Linked DNA regions of Homo sapiens: region 1 is linked to region 2. Evidence: read pairs that join two places in POLR2A ChIA-PET (ENCODE). Cell type or tissue: GM12878. All regions are shown on one strand. Links, peaks and the distances in the headings refer to the core of each region. The heading gives the core; the rest is flanking DNA. Region 1 overlaps LEF1 (lymphoid enhancer binding factor 1). Region 2 overlaps HADH (hydroxyacyl-CoA dehydrogenase).

Region 1 (5,386 bases), core at 239-5,238, 110 kb after region 2:
TGTGCAAGCCTCCTGGGAGTCCGCACTGTCTTCTAGGCTTGTTCTCAGCTGCCAGGTGAGAGATAGGCATGTGACACGGGAGCTGAAGAGAACGTGCAGACTCTAAAATCACAGGCATGAGCAAAAGTCTCTGTCATCAGGCCCAGTTAGTCTTCATCAATAACCTGGAAACGATACATATTTAACCCTCAGAGCTTAATACTATGGGTTTACGTTTTTCCTACATTTAAAAACACTGCTTTTTTTAAACTTAAAATTGCATGAAGAATCCACTTTTTTTTTTTTTTTTTGAGATGGAGTCTTGCTCTGTTGCCCAGGCTGGAGTGCAGTGGCACAATCTTGGCTCACCACAACCTCTGCCTCCCGGGTTCCAGCAATTCTCCTGCCTCAGCCTCCTGAGTAGCTGGGACTACAGACGTGTGCCACCACACCCGGCTAATTTTTGTATTTTTAGTAGAGACGGAGTTTCACTATGTTGGCCAGGCTGGTCTCGAACTCCTGACAGCAGGTGATCTGCCCGCCTCAGCCTCTCAAAGTGATGGGATTACAGGTGTGAGCCTCCACGCCCAGCCTGAACCCGCTTTTAATATCCACTCCTTAAGAAGACTACTAGGGTTCTAATGAAAAGGTTAAAAGCCACTCTTTGAATTTCAAAAATTGTTTTTACCTCAAACATCTCCATTTTCCCAAGTGTTTTCAAAATTAATTTTAATAATGTTTCAAATCATGAGTTGTACAGCTATGAATGAAAATTTTAAGTCTTCTATCTCGTTTCTCTATAGACCTGGTGAAATTCTTATGATAGAGCAATGGATATGATCCCATCTCTCCCAATTTAAGGTCTCTATCAAAGCTTTCATTAGCCTCCCATCACAGGATATGTGCAAAGTGACTCCTGGGCTTGAGATGAAATATTCATTTACCTTATAAAGAAAGGGGGGAAACTTCCACTTCAAAGTAATCAAGTGCAAAGCAGTTTATTAATGTAGAATTCCAGAGCTGAAGGAGCCTAAGCGTTCAATAAATTCTAACCACCCTCAGTCAGTCAATGACGAAAGTGATATTCAGACAAGTCAGGCAGCTGGGTCTGCAGTCGGGCTCCAAATGTTGCCACCCCGAATCCAGTGCCCCACCTGGGATACAAAGCTACTACCAGACCCAGTCACAAATGCTCAGAGGTGAGCCCAGATATGGCTCAGGGAGATCAACGGTCTGATCAGTCAATTTCACCTATCCAACTCAAAAAGTACTTAAGTAAATAAATGCCTACCATGTTAAGGTGCTATCCCAAGGAAGCATGACAAGGAGACAAAGATAAGTAAAATCTCATCACTATTCCCAAGAAACTTAGTATCTACTCAAGGAGGTAAGACATATATGCAAACACCTATAATGTGTAATGTTAAGAACAAAACCAGCCATTAGGAGATGAAACTCCAGGCAGGAGGTAATAAGGAAGGGAAGAAGACAGTAACAGCCTGGGTGTGCCGGGTGAAGGGGAAAGGCCAGGAGAAAGAGGCTTCCAGGTTTTCAAGATTGAGGCTGCCTTTACGGACTAGGATGGGGCAGGCAGGCAGGATGAGGAAAGATGATGGGCTTCATTTTCAGTGTCCAGTGGAAGCAAGCCAGCGACAATATGGTGCACTGATGTACACACATTAGGGTACTTTTGTTGTCGTTTCATGCAACACAAGTTATAAAGTGACTTGTATGAGGTCATCGGGCTGCAAAGTGGTAGAGCCAGCACTAGACTCTAAAGCTCAACTTCTGGTTCCGAGCCATCCCATAGCTCCAGAAGACTACCTATCCTGGATGAGTTGCAAAGATCAGTGGGAGAAATACAAATTATTTTTCCAAAACCCAGTCAAGTTGGTCAAAAATATGCAAGAAAAAGTGACATTACATGGTCATCTAAAAACACTCACCAATGAAGGGGAGTTTACACATATTTACATTCCTTTTCTACTTCTGTGAGTGCACAGAGAGAGGAAACCCATCTGCATGGAGGCGGACACAGGTTGAAAAATGGGTAGTGACAGAAGAATGAGAAAAAATCAGACAGCAGGTCAGATACAAGCATTGTCACCCAGAGTCCAACAGCTGGCTGGTCACTTGTGCATGATTGGAAAATACAAAAAAACCCCACATCTCACATGCCTCTTAAGATAAAAAGACTCATTGATCTTGCTCGAAAGGAGTGAGCCTTTAAACAATCCACTCTCTCTGCCCCTCATTATGACTTTTATTGGTTTTATTCTGCACGAATATATGGACCCATGCCTCGGAAGAAGAGCTGAGGTCAATGACCTTTGCAGGCAAACTTGATAGAATTTATAAGCAGAGAGACAGAGAAAGGTGTTTTTTTTTTTTTCTTTTTTTGGTAAAGATCACACAGATCTAGCAGCCTGACTTCTGGGAAAAATATGAAATTTCGTAGAAAGTCTACAAAGAGAAAAAAAGACCAGAAGTATATGCACTGAAATGTAAACCACAATATTAACTTGTGAGACTATAGGTAATTTTCGTCTCTTATGCTTTCCAAAATTTTTATCTAGAATATTGTGCATAATCCTTACAATCAGGGAAAAGGCTTATTTTATTTTTTTTAAAGGGAAATGGTGGTGCTACTTGAGCTGTCTTGTAAAAAAAAAAATTGTATACTTTGAAATTTATTTTGGATAGTCACTGAAGTCAGATGCATATAAATTTTCTAGCTTTTCATAAAGTTTCTCCCTATGTTGCTGTCAAGGAAGTAACTATCATCTTTTTGTCACTCTCTGAGAACATTTTAGCTCTTCTGAAGGACAGTAAAATAGGATGTTATGTCCTTTGACTATCATGGAGTCTAACAGTCCAATTTCACTCTTCACCCCCGCCCCCCAACATGCTGCTTCTCACTGCCATTTTCCCCGTTACTGATAAGAGAAAGAACAACAGACAGAAAACCTACTACAGGCACATAACTCAAAAGGACAATTACCACATGAAGATGCTTATACTGATCTTCTAGATGCTTACAGCTAGGAGATCCCCAGAAAGCACAGCTCTCACAATTCAATTCAGAGTCAGACATCCACAGTGCTAAAGCGGGCTAGAAAGGGACAGGTCTCCTGGGCAGGGACAGGGAAAAGCAAAGCAAGCTACAAAGTGAGGCTGGTCTTCGCTTTAATTCAAGAGAGAGATGCAAGTTTCGATGAGACCCAACCATCTATTCAATCACTCTGGAAAGTGTATAGTTACAAAGGACCTCAACCTTGATACACAGCTTTTAACAGTGTGCTTCGACTTTGAGGTTTCCTTTCCAGTTGCTCAGACTTTCCACATCAACCTTCAGGTGCTTTGCAAGAGATGACTGTTTTGTAACAAGCCTAACATTGTGCTGGTAATAAAAAAAGGTCTTAGATTATCATCATCTTATCTGCAATCAGTTTGTCATAGCACCTCTTTCTTACTTTCAGCTTCTTCTAGATTTGACTCACTCGTAGTATACCCTTTCTCCTTGCAACCTGACCTGGTTAAGAGATGCAGCGCTAATAATATTTTTCTGGACTTGATTTTTCCTATCCAACCTAAAGCATGACATAAAGATGCTGTTCTCCTTCTGTATGTATAAAATAAATTATATTAAAATGTGGGAGATGTCCAGTGGTCTTGGAACTGGGGATACTTCCATCAAAATAAGAGCAGCCACACTGTCAGGAGAAACATGCAAGTGCTGCAGTCCCACTTGTTCATCTCACCAGACTTTTCCATGTGGTAAACAGGATCACTCAAGAAACCAATACAAATCACTAACTTCTCAGTTTCTTTATTTATAAGATACACATGCACTGCGTTAGGATTAGCAGTTAAATATTAGGATAAAAAATAAACAGAAAACAAGCAAACGAGCTCTTCCTGTTGAGCTGCAAGTTTCTCTCTCCTCCTTCATACTCTTACCCTCTTAATTACATTAAAAAGATCTGGACTGAAGATCGTACAAATAGAGTTGACTTATGTGTGTATTTCATTTTGTATCTGCAACCAGGAATACAGGATTGGAACCAGACCAAGGATCAAATTCAATAGGTCTCTCCAGTGTCCCCAGCTTAGCATGCAAACTTTGATGTGCAAAAACTTAACATTTCTACCTAGGGATGTAGTTTTGATAACAAAGGAGCTTGGCAGACAAAGGGTAATTTGTTAAATCTGCTAGAAGCTACTTATCTGCTGTGGGCATGCAATCTTTAGGCATATTTCAGTTAGCCCCTGTGCAGAACTAATTAAATTGGAGGAAAGAAGAGAAATCCACTCCTTGTAAGGCCATCAACTATTACGTCTCAGTGTTTTTAGCCTGAGCACTTCCTCGGCGCTCAATTCATTTCAATTATTAACAGACAGAAGCTAAACGCTGTTGACTTGCTGGAGGCTGTAATCACCTAGAAAGGCCTCTAAAAATGAAAAAGGGACAAGTTGTTTTCCAGTATGGAAGGTGATTAAGCATGAACTCCAGAGACAGACTGCCTGGGTTTGAATATCACTTCTGTCACTTACCAACTGGGTGATCTTTGGTAAGTCTCTCCATCTCCATGTGCCTAGTTTTTCCTCATTTGTAAAATGGTATTAAGAACAGAGTGACCCTTGAAGGACTGTATGAGCAGGACATGCATTAATATTTGCAAACCACTTAGAACAGCATCTGGCACATAGCAAGTACTATGTAAGTGTTAAAACAAAACATGTGAAGTGCTTAGAATGGTGACCAATAGGCACTAGATATTACCACTCCCATCTAATGTAAGTTTTAATCTAGAAAACAGAAGGCAAAACATTCAGGGTACTGAATAAGACATTCCCTCAGGTTCTAAACTATGGCCTCTTACTGTATACATAGAGATGGTTTTTTTAATCCAGAGAAGTTATTTTCCATCATCAAGTGTCCCAGGCTGAGATGGGAGGCTCTTGGGGAAGGGGGGCAGGCACAGCAGGTCTACAAAATACACACCTGCCCAGCCTCATAATTAAAAAGAAGTCACCATTAGAGAACACAGATTTGTTTGAAGTTCACGGGAGCTTTACCAATACAAATTAGTTTCTCCCAGTATTTCAAGCAATTATCACTTTTAAAGTCTAGTGGGGGAAAGGTGTGAAAGGGAAAGTAATGAGGATTTGTATTAGAACTGTTCTCTTCAGCAAGAGCACGAAGCCTCCAGTAGGAGGGGAGATGCAGAAGAATGGCAGGTGGCATTGTTGGCAAACAGTTTTCCAAGTAGAAAATTAACATTCTCCAAACAATACTTAACTGTTAAATGTTTCTGCCTTTCCTATTTTGAGTACAGCAGCAGGGGTCACTAAGTATTATAAACCATTTCCTTATAGAGCATGTTTTCACTTTCTAAAATTAACA
Region 2 (5,386 bases), core at 92-5,091:
AGGCTGGTCTCTAACTCCCGACCTCATGATCTGCCCGCCTTAGCCTCCCAAAGTCCTGGGATTGCAAGTGTGAGCTACCGCGCCCGGCTGATTTTTAGGCTTAGTTAATAGGTGAAGTTGGGGAGAAGGTGAGGCCAAGAGAAGGGCTGGAGTTGAGAGGCAGATGTAGGGAGCTACTGGCCTTGTGGTGGTGTTAAGACTGTCATGCATGAGGCAATAGTTGTGTTCTTTTTGTTTTTTTGTTTTTTTTTCTTAGTAATAGCCATCCTAATGGGTATGAGATCAGAGGTTTTTAACATTATACTGTGATGGACATTAGAGATTTCATGAATCTCCTTCATGGTTCCCGAAAGGTTGGTAAAGATTCCTTCTCTGACCTTTGTTGTACATATTGGTCTTCAATATGCATTCTTATGGAAAAAGGTGTTCATGGCTAAAACATTTGAGAGCCGCCACACTGAATGATCTCTGGGTTGTCTTCCTCCTCTCAAAATTGATGATCCTGATTATCTGTAGCTAATAAGCCTGAACAATAAATGCTTTCGCCAATCTCTTAAAGTAGTTGAGAAGCTAGGTGTGTTAGTTTCCCTTCTGTGATAGAGAAGAAACCTGTGTTGGAGAGCAGTGAGCTTATGTGTCTGTGGCCATCTCTGACCTGATTCACACATGTGCCCCTCACAGACAGGCACAGACACAGGGTTGGCATGCCTCTAGCCTTACAGCCTCTTGGATGAAAGGTATAAGACACATTCACATGTTGGAGTGAATTAAGCACACATCCATTTTGAAATCACAGGGCTGGATACCACTTAAAGAATATTGATCTTGCATTGGGCAACGCATAGCAACTGCCCTACATTTCCCCTTTTACCTAGCGTCACAACCACCAGTACTAGAAAGCAGTTAATCTGCTCACCAAAATAACAGAGAGAGACTTTAGTGGCATTTTTTCCACTTGGTAATTGACTAGACTCTGGCTATTAGCTCCTTTTTTTTCCTTACTATCCTTTTCAAACTAATAACGTGACTTCTCATAATTTTAAAGTAACTTGATGCTTACACAAAGTTTATCATAAAGGTTTCTAGCAACAAAACCAGTCATGACTTCTTGAGAACTTATTTCTAAAATAATTTACAAATTGAGACTTATGAAAAAATAGCTCTGTCATTCAAGTGTTCATTTCATGAGTATGAAATATCTCCCTTGTGCTAGACATCAGGCCAGGTAAAAAGTAAGATGTGATTGCTGCTCTTGAGAAACCTACTGTCTAGTGGAAGAAATACAGGTATGAACAACTAATTGTAATGAAGGCACAGACAGCCTACCTGTCATATCTGGGATTTGATCTGAAACAGATGAAAGTTATAATAGTTTACATACCTTACCTTAAAGTATGGTTTTTAAATACTTAAGATGTGATATGACATATAGTGTGTATATATATCTTATGCTAAGGAAAAAGGGACATTAAAAAAGCTTATGTTAAAAGATATATGTATACATTGTACTGCCTGTATGTTTGTGAAATTTGTATTTACTGGAAATTCTCATTGGCCTGTAGATAGGAGTGTTCCTAAGCACCCTATATTGGGATTTGTGGTAACAGCAGCTTGACAACCTGAAGTGGATGATGCAACAGCACTTTTGAAAGGTCTCTCCGTACTATCTTGATTTCATCATCTAAAGTTGGTGTTGGCAAAGAGAAGATAAGTGTTTAGGGTGTTGGATATCCCAGTTACCCTGATTTGATCATTACACATTTTAGGCAGGTATCAAAATGTCACATGTACCCCAAAAGTATGTACAGCTATTACATATCAGTTTTTTAAAGAAGAAAAGGTTGGTATGGTTAGCTTTTCTATTTCAAGTGTATCATTCATCTTTCACATCTGGGATTTCTCCTATGCTCTGGTTGGTTAATAACTTTTATTCTGAAATCGGTGAGATTCTTATGACATGAAATAGTCTATAACCAGTTAAGTTTTTATTTCTCTGTTCTGTTCACATCCTGGGGACTGGGCTGCCATTACATAACTGAGCAGCCATTGGTGGTTCACACCAGCGCCACACCCAGTTATTTTCTTTCAGTATTTGAATTCCTGCACAAAAGATCTGCTGTATCTGCAAATCACTAGAGGCACAAAAGAAGTGATTACCTCTACTAAGGGTTGGGAGAAGTTTCACTAAAGGAGAGATGGTGTCCATGTTAGATTATGAAGGGTAAGTTGAAGTCCATGAAGCAGCAATGAGGGAGCCGGACATGTATGGCAGAGGAAACCACATGAACAAGGGCACAGAGCCATGAGATAGCACAGAGGAGGGAGACGTGTGGTGTGGCTGGGGAAGACTACAGAATCGGGTTACTACCGTCCAAAGCATTTGTTATTTAGCAGTTATTGACCAGCTATCATATTCAAGGCATGTGATAAGTACTAAGGGCTACAAAGACCAAATCAATTTCTGCCATTAAGGGATTTTAAATCTAAGAGCAGAGATTAGACAGAGATCTAAATGACACAGTTTACTTTGGTGTAAAGTAGTACAATAAGAGCAGTAAAAATCTAGTTCTGAGGTTTCAAAATAGAAAGTACATTCATTTGGAAAAAGGCTTCATGGAGAGGGTAGCATTTGAAATGGGCCTGAATAATGGATAGAACATTTCTGGACAGCAGTTAATGGTTGGGATTAAGGAAAAAGTGTTGTCCAGAAAATGGTGACCTACAGAATAGTGGTACCAGTAATGAAGGCCAAGGAGAATTGATTTTAGGGTCAAGGTGATAACTGCAGCTTAGATAGATTATTTTGGTTTCAGGCACAGTTGGAAGTATGAGAACGATTGGAATTTCAGAAGGAAATTATATTGGAAACAGAACCTTGAAGGAAGTCCTTGTTTATAGGCTTAGAAGATCAAGAGAGGTCAATTAATATGGCTAAAAGGAACAGACAGATAAGAAACTGAAGAGTTTCAAAAATGAAACTTTTATTGGCAATGTACAGAGCTGTTGTAGAAGATGAAGCCAAAGAACAGGCATTGACTTTAGCAATTTAGTAGACCATTGATAAGTTACAGTAGTCCCCCCTTACGAGGGGAGGGAGTACATTCCTAGACCCTCAGTGGATGCGTGAAACTGCAGATAGTACCAAATCCTATACATACTATGTCTTTTTGATCTGATAACCCAGTCAACTACCAAGTGACTAATGGATTGGGTAGTATACAGTGTGGATATGCTGGACCAAGGGATGAGTCTCCTCCCAGACAGGACAATTCAAGATTGCATCACACTACTCAGAATGACATGCAATTTAAAACATGCATCATTTATTTCTATAATTTCCCATTTAATATTTTTGGACCATAGTTGACTGTTGGTAACTGAAACTACAGAAAGTAAAACCACAGATAAAGGGGGGACCAACTGTATCTAATTTCATGCAGCAGTGGTGGTGGAAGAAGCTACTCTGATAGGAATGTTTGTGTTCCCTCCAAAATTTATGTCGAAGCTGAATCCCCAGTGCAGCAGTATTAAGAGATAAGGCCTTTAGGAGGTGATTAGGTCATGAGGGTTCTGTATTCATGAACAGCTTAGTGCCATTTAAAGGGGCTTGAGAGACCAACTTTGCCTCTTCTCCCTTCTGCCATATGAGGACACAGTGCTCGTCCCCTCCAGAGCAGGGGTCCCCAACTTCTGGTCCGTGGCCCATTAGGAACCGGGCCACATAGAAGGATGTGAGCAGCTAGCAAGACTTCATTTGTATTTACAGCTGCTCCCCATCACTTGCATTGCTACCTGAGCTCTGCCTCCTGTTGGATCAAGAGTTGCATTAGATTCTCATAGGAGCATGAATCCTATTGTGAACTGTGCATGTGAGGGATCTAGGTTTCGTGTCCTTGTGAGAATCTAATGCCTGATGATCTGTCACTGTCTCCCATTATCCCCACATGGCACCATCTAGATGCAGCAGAACAAGCTCAGAGCTCCCACTAATTCTGTATTGTGGTGAGATGTATAATTATTTCATTATATATTACAATGTAATAATAATAGAAATAAAGTGCACAATCAATGTAATGCACTTGAATCATCCCTAAACCATCCCCTCTTCCCTGCAAGACGGTAGAAAAATTGTCTTCCGTGAAATTGTCTCCCATGTCTTCCTGGTGCCAAAAAAGGTTGGGGACCTTTGCTCCAGAGCATGCAGCAGCAAGGCACCATCTTGGAAGCAGAGAACAGCCCTCACCAGACACTGAACATGCTGATGATCTTGATCTCTGTTGTTTATACATTACCCAGTCTTTGGTATTTTGTTATAGCAGCACTAACAGACTGAAATAAGCCATATTACTAGAGTTTAGGAATTTAATGGCTCAGGAGAAAGTAGAAGCACCAAGTGTAGTGAATAAAATAGCAGCTAACAAGCTTTGTGCACCTTCACATGCCTGGCACTGGTCTAAGCATGTTAAACACATTAACTTCTTTAATCCTCACAACAGTTTTATGAGGTGGGTACCTTTGTTACTAACCTTTATGACAGATCAGGAAACCAAGACATAGAGGCTTCGTAGCTCACCCAAAGTCACACAGTGAGTGAGTGGCTAAATCAGTGTCTTAGTCTTTTTTTTTTTTTTTTTTTGCTGCTATTAACAGAATACCTGAGACTGGGTAATTTATAAAGAACAGAAATTTATTTTCTCATAGTTCTGGAGGCTGGGAAGTCCAAGATCAAGGTACCAGCTTTGGTGTCTGGTGCAGACCTACTCGTTGTGTCTTGCTGGGGGAAGAAGGCTGTCTGCACATGGCAGAAGGTGGAAGAAAGCTAGACGAACTTTCTCCGTCAAGTCCTTTTATAAAAACCTTTAATCCCATTCATGAGGGAGGAGCCCTCATGGCCTAATCTCCTCTTAAAGGCCGCACCTCTCAATACTATCATATTGGCAGTGCCTGACTTTTGAAGAGGACACATTCAAATCATAGCCAGGTTTTAAACCCAGGAACTCCAACTATAGGCTTGTTTCTCCACATATCACCATGCCACCAAGTAATTTAAAGACTTTGGTGGTAAAGCAAAGGCCAGCCTCAGGTGATTAAGGAGGATCCTTTTCTTCCTCCCTTTTTATATGGAGCAGGATCCCAGCCCGTTTGTAAAAAAATAGAAGGACACAGAAGGGAAAACTTGAAAATGAAAACTGAAAAACAAGTCATGAAATCAGAAGATGTGAGATCAAAAGCAAAATAAAATAGTTTACCTTAGAAGGCTGTGCCTGGATCCAACAATAGGCCTCAGACCCTTGCAGAAAGAAGAAGGGGGCAGCCCAGAATTAAAAAAAAAAAAAAACAAAAAAAAAACCCGCAAGCTATTGTGATGTGCCAGGCACCACTGCAG

Evidence for each region. ChIA-PET counts read pairs that join two places held together with the same protein. Peaks named below come from ENCODE experiments on the same cell type or tissue, not always from the same donor. Only the 100,000 strongest peaks of a DNase experiment are listed, where the experiment ranks them.
Region 1: POLR2A ChIA-PET joins it to region 2 with 7 read pairs; 3 of 35 experiments call an interaction of 5 or more read pairs at or near these places.

What each region holds. Positions count from the first base shown.
Region 1 is chr4:108,104,909-108,110,294 of GRCh38, forward strand. All of the region lies in intron 3 of LEF1 (lymphoid enhancer binding factor 1), which reads right to left. Among named protein-coding and RNA genes, the nearest start is that of LEF1-AS1, 60 kb to the right of the region's middle. In GM12878, for the core only: no CTCF peak of the experiment used is centred there; a DNase peak (open chromatin) is centred at 3,318; H3K4me3 peaks cover 223 bases.
Region 2 is chr4:107,998,489-108,003,874 of GRCh38, forward strand. All of the region lies in intron 1 of HADH (hydroxyacyl-CoA dehydrogenase), which reads left to right. Among named protein-coding and RNA genes, the nearest start is that of HADH, 11 kb to the left of the region's middle. In GM12878, for the core only: no CTCF peak of the experiment used is centred there; no DNase peak of the experiment used is centred there.